Regions from separate parts of the Homo sapiens genome. Here region 1 is linked to region 2. Evidence: read pairs that join two places in POLR2A ChIA-PET (ENCODE). Cell type or tissue: Caco-2. All regions are shown on one strand. Each heading gives the region's core, and the rest is flanking DNA. Links, peaks and the distances in the headings are about the cores only.

Evidence for each region. ChIA-PET counts read pairs that join two places held together with the same protein. Peaks named below come from ENCODE experiments on the same cell type or tissue, not always from the same donor. Only the 100,000 strongest peaks of a DNase experiment are listed, where the experiment ranks them.
Region 1: POLR2A ChIA-PET joins it to region 2 with 11 read pairs; 2 of 35 experiments call an interaction of 5 or more read pairs at or near these places.

Annotation. Positions count from the first base shown.
Region 1 is chr10:17,649,607-17,652,531 of GRCh38, forward strand. All of the region lies in intron 1 of STAM (signal transducing adaptor molecule), which reads left to right. Among named protein-coding and RNA genes, the nearest start is that of STAM, 6.9 kb to the left of the region's middle. In Caco-2, for the core only: no CTCF peak of the experiment used is centred there; a DNase peak (open chromatin) is centred at 1,395; H3K4me3 peaks cover 171 bases.
Region 2 is chr10:17,365,399-17,368,323 of GRCh38, forward strand. The region is part of intron 3 of ST8SIA6 (ST8 alpha-N-acetyl-neuraminide alpha-2,8-sialyltransferase 6); the gene reads right to left. Among named protein-coding and RNA genes, the nearest start is that of ST8SIA6-AS1, 20 kb to the right of the region's middle. In Caco-2, for the core only: no CTCF peak of the experiment used is centred there; no DNase peak of the experiment used is centred there.

The DNA.
Region 1 (2,925 bases), core at 278-2,777, 280 kb after region 2:
AATTATTTATCAAATAATGAATTATTGGTGTTTTTCTAGAACATTAGTCTTGTATTTCTATTTGCTGTTCTTTTTTCCCTCCAAAACAAATTCATCTGTCAGAAAACTGAAGTTATCTTTCTAAGTCTGGCTCTTCATTCATTATTTGGTAACATTTTTGTTTGTTTTTAAATCTTTTTTTACATTAATATAGATGGGGTTTTGCCATATTGGCCAGGCTGGTCTTGAACTCCTAGCCTCAAGTGATCTGCCTGCCTCAGCCTCCCAAAGTGCTGGGATTACCGATGTGAGGCACCCGGGCCCAGCCAATTTGGTAATATTTTAGTGTTGTAGTTATCTTGACTTGAAACCCAAGAGGCATCTTTGAATCATTTCCCTGCCTCTGCTAAATCATCATATGTCTTTGTTTCTATAATAGAATATTTGTGTTCCCAGTCAGACTGCTTTGGGCCAGTCCACATCCTACATACTTGGACATTTTTTTAGTCTGCTTTGCTTAGTCCAGTCAGCCTCATAAATCATAAGCTAGATGAATCTTAAATGTTAATGTCACATTCTCCTGAAGTGTGATATGATAGAAAGACCTTGGGCTTTGGGCTTAAATTGCACCTGCAGCATTTACTCTTAGTAAATGGACACAATGTATAGTTGGATAGGTATAGGACCCCTTTGAATTCACTTTCTACTTTGGTAAATAGGGATAGCAATATCCATTATACATCATGCGGATGCTATGAGGATTACTTGTGAAAACACATGACATTCTGACTCTTTACCAGAGTTGAATAGGCTTCAAATATCTCAAGTTCAGCATGTTCAAAACCATTTGAAATTTTTCTTCTCAATTATGCTTTTTGTCTGTTTTGATAGTTGGTACCTAAGTTTACTTAGTCATACAAGTCGTGAACTTGGGAGTAATTCTTGACTTCTGTAGTTGTAATTTTCTACATTCTAAACAACAAATGTATCCTGTCTACCCTGTGCCAGATACCCTGGTACCGAATATGCCCTCAAGGATTCCAGGTTTAGATCACCACTCTCTCAGATTAGTACAGTAGCTTCCAGCTGTTCTTCCCTGCTTCCAGTTTTTCCCTAGTTATTTTCCAGATGGCTGATGGTGATATTTTTAAAATGTGAATGTACGCGTGGCCCCTCCGTTTAAAATATTTCTAGAGAGGGCTGGGCGCGGTGGCTCACGCCTATAATCCCAGCACTTTGGGAGGCCGAGGTGGGCGGATTATGAGGTCAGCAGATCGAGACCATCCTGGCTAACATGGTGAAACCCCATCTCTACTAAAAATACAAAAAATTAGCCGGGCGTAGTGGCGGGCGCCTGTAGTCCCAGCTACTCAGGAGGCTGAGGCAGGAGAATAGCGTGAACCTGGGAGGCGGAGCTTGCGGTGAGCCAAGATCACACCACTGCATTCCAGCCTTGGTGACAGAGCGAGAGTCCGTCTCAAAAAAAAAAAAAAAAAAAAAAAAAAAGTTCTGAAGAATCTACCGCTTTCACAGTACTTTGAACTTTTCAGCAGGGCATGTAAGGCCTCTTATATTTGGCTTCTTTGTGACTCTTGAGCCTCACCTTCCACTTTTTTCTTGCAGGTGTATTTCACTCCTTATTGGTTTTATGCCACTGTGCTCTTCAGGTGTGGATCCTCTGGCTTGACATACCTATTTGTTCATTAATCCTCAGTAGGTTTGTTTTGAGGAGATGATGCATGTAAAGCACTTAGCATAGCACCTGGCATGTAGTAACCAATGGATACGTTTTAGCTCCTTTTATAATCAAGTTAGAAATAGATGTGGGGACTATTGGATTCTAAGGTGTGCAATCAGTTACTGTTAAAACATAGGAGAGAAATGTGAAAATTCAGAATACAAGTATGTTAACCATCTGATATCCACTGGATTAAGAACTTGTATTCTTTGATTCTTCTGTCCCTATTTTACCTCTCCTCTAAGCTGTTTTTTCTAATGCCTTTAGGTTATCATTTCTGTTTTATGTTCCTCTCTGAAATGCTTCCATGCTGTTCTTTTGATACCTACTTCTTTTTCTGGTTAGCAGAGCTTCAGATTACATTTCTTTGCAGATACAGTTTCCAGGAGGATCAGGGATATTAGATGAAAGATTTTTGAAGAATTGATTTGCAAAGAGGATAATTTCTTTCAGACTTACTTTTCCATTGGCCATTTTTAATGAACTGTTACATCTTCGGGCTGACTGAATGACAGTCCTTTCCTCACCACCTAAATGTGATGCGAAGTCCTCCTGTCAGCATTTCTTACCTCCCCAGATCTTTGACAGTGATAAATTTTGAGAAAAATCAAAAGTTGCTGCTTATCAGAAAAAGTTCTCTAATCTTTTGAAAAGACTATTGAAATTCAAATGAGGCTCTGTGTATGTTTTTTCTGGGTACTGCTGGGCAGATTTCTCAATCTCCTCTTTTTGAGTATTAGTGTAAGGATATTCTCAGGATAAAATGAGATCATTATGAAGCTTTGAATTCTTTAGAAGCAAGTCTGTTATTTTTGTCACTTTTCCTTTTCCCACAAACCCTGTTTTTGTCTTAGAAAATAAATAGTTTTGACTTCATTTGCTATTCACAGAACCATGTTGTAGGTAGTTTATATCCTTCTGATTAAAAAAAAAATACTTGTTCTTTTATAACTGAGAAGAATTGTGCCACTGATTTTGATGATTTTGAGACAGCCTCAATAAATGATGTGAACAATTTTAGATTTCTGAAGTGGGTTGTGTTTCTGATCCATCCATACAAATATGAATCAGATGCTGATTCTATTTATGTGTAGGAAAGTAATAAAGTAGTTCATGAGTTTTCAACATAATATCTGCTGATAACTGTATCATATGTTCCTGGATGTATCATTAATCAAGAACTGTAAGATAGCACTCAACTATGATAG
Region 2 (2,925 bases), core at 98-2,597:
TCATCCTCTTCAGTTCCAGCCACCCATGGTGAACCACAGTCCAAAAATATTAAATGGAACCTTCCAGAAATAAACAATTCATAAGTTTAAAATCGTGGACTGCTCTGAGTGAGCTATGAAATCTCACATCATCCTGCTCCATCCTGCCTGGGATGTAAATCATCCCTCCATTCAGCAGATCCACCCTGTCTGTGCCACCTGCCTGCTGACTTAGTTACTTAGTAGCCATCTCAGTTATGAAACTGAAAGAACATAGTATACATAGGGTTCTGCATTATCTGTGGATTCAGGCATCCAAAGAGGGTCTTGAAAAATATCCCATGCAGATAAGGGGAACTACTGTATTGGGTACTTACTAAGTACATAGAAGTTATCTTGGAGATACTGATTTACTAGTCTTATGTAAGCAGCTGAGATACCAATTTGGTTTCCTATGACATCTCTTCATGGTGAAAGCCAGCCATTTTTCATCCATTGAAATGGGTGGGAACAACACAGTAATATTAAGTCAGTAGTTTTCTGAGTGATGTTCTGTGTAGATCAAAAAGTCTTTTGCAGCATTTTCACCAAGCCCCTGAAGAGCTCAGCTCTGCTTGAAAAAATTCTGCAAACGAGTACAGTGCTACAAGACTTTCAGTCAATACAGTCAATCATTTCCACTGGGTAATACTCTTTAAAGGAATAGCTAATGAGTGTATGAAAGCCAAACTAGGAGAAGTGTGTGGCTGGTAGACTGAGTTGAGCTATGCAGTGGCACCGACATTTCATCCACTAAAGGTAGAAGAGTTCAATTTACATTGTTTTCAGCTATGCACGATGGTAACTTCTAATTAGAGTGTCATGGGTATTGTCAACCAGCATGGGAAAAAGGGATCTGCAACTTTTATTTTCTCCATATCTTTAAATGTCCCTAAGACAAGTTAAATAAATATTAGAACACAGCTTCAGAGATTAACTCCTGAAGATGCCAATGTACTTCTTCACAGCCCCAGTGAAATCTCCAAAGTGCTGTACTGTATTATTTGAAAAAGCCAGGCATCCTTTTCTTTTTTTTTTTCAAGGGATGCTTCCTTTGTTCTACAAAATTAACTTATTGGGTACTGGTATTAAGTATATACTTAAGATGTGCTAGGAAATGCTGTGAGCAGTGACTAACCTCAGCCAACCAAGAGGGAATGGTGTATCTGTTTACAAAGAGGTGGGATGTGACGTAGCAAAAGCTATAGATTGGTGGAGCACACTAGGGCCGTCAACAGGGTAGAGTAAGAGAGCTGTTACCACCCCCAAATCTACAGGTGACCCAGAAAGAGCTGTGATTGTAGGTGAAGACAAGGGTGGTAGCCTTTGGTAGAAGATGCAGTCATCCCTAATCCCAGCCCACAGAGAGGGATCCATGGGAGTAAATCCCCCAAACTGTCTCTCTTTCCACCTTCCATTCTCCTGCCAATGACTCCCATAGGCCAAACCTAACCAGAACCCAAAGGGTAAGAGAAAGAGGGTCCAACTAATGTAGTCCAAGGAAGTCAGCCTCAAGGACATGCAGCAAGAAGAAAAAGCACAGATGGTAGATCTGAATGATCAGCCAAGAATTTATAGCACAAACAGCAATTTATTTATGATGTTAGTTCTCAGCATTATTTTGGGGTAACTGAATTGTACTTCAATGGAAAATTTGATACAATGCCAAAATCAAGCAGTAGCTCACAGCAAAATACAAAACAGAATTTTCAGTATCTTGAAGCTTCGTGTATTAGTCCATTTTCATACTGCTATGAAGAAATACCCAAGACTGGGTAATTCATAAAGAAAAAGAGGTTTAATGAACTCACAGTTCACCATGGCTGGGGAGGCCTCACAAACATGGAGGAAGGCAAAGGAGGAGCAAGTGTACATCTTACATGGTGGCAGGCAAGAGAATATGTGCAGGGGAACTGCCCTTTATAAAACCATCAGATCTCTTGAGACCTATTTACTGTCATGAGAACAGCACGAGAAAACCCGCCCCCATGATTCAATTACCTCCCCCCAGGTCCTTCCCACAACACATGGAGATTATGGGAGCTGTAATTCAAGATGAGACTTGGGTGAGGACACAGCCAACCATATCACTTCTTCTTCACAAATATCTGCAACCTGCAAATATATCACCAGGATAAAGAGAATCAATAAACAAATAATGAGTCTGATATTTAAGAGTTTTGAATTTCCTCTTGTCATACAATCACTGTTAGATTTCTAAAGATGAAAAAAATGATGACCCATTTTTCAAGTTTCAAGGAAATCTCCAGATGTATAAGAGAATATTGAGAGATGAAAGTGACAATTTAGTGATCTTATACCATCAGTTTTTACAAGTAAGACCTATAAATTGCAGAGTCTGATAAAACCAATAAATTCACTATTTCACCATTTCTTGAAGTTACAACAGTAAATAAGCAAGCATGCATAAAACACCTGCTAAGATTCTTAAACCATATATGAGTGGCTATTAACCTTTTGCATCTTTAATTGTCCGAACACACATAAGCAGAGCTGACCCTTCCCTCCCTCCTGACTCTCCTTTGCACCACCCCTATATCTATTACGTATCCGTACAGCACTTATCCTTTTATTTTCATATATTTATTGAAAAAATATTTATTGCGCATTTGCTATGCATGAGACACTGTTCTATGCATCAGTAATAACCAACAAAACACAAAAATCTATGTTCTCCGCCAGGCGCAGTGGCTCACGCCTATAATCCCAGCACTTTGGGAGGCCAAGGCGAGTGGATCACCTGAGGTCAGGAGTTCGAGACCAGCCTGACTAACATGGACAAATCCTGTCTCTACAAAAAAAAAAAAAAAAAAAAAAAAAATTACAAAATTAGCCAGGCATGGTGGCACATGCCAGCTACTCGTGAGGCTGAGGCAGGAGAATTGC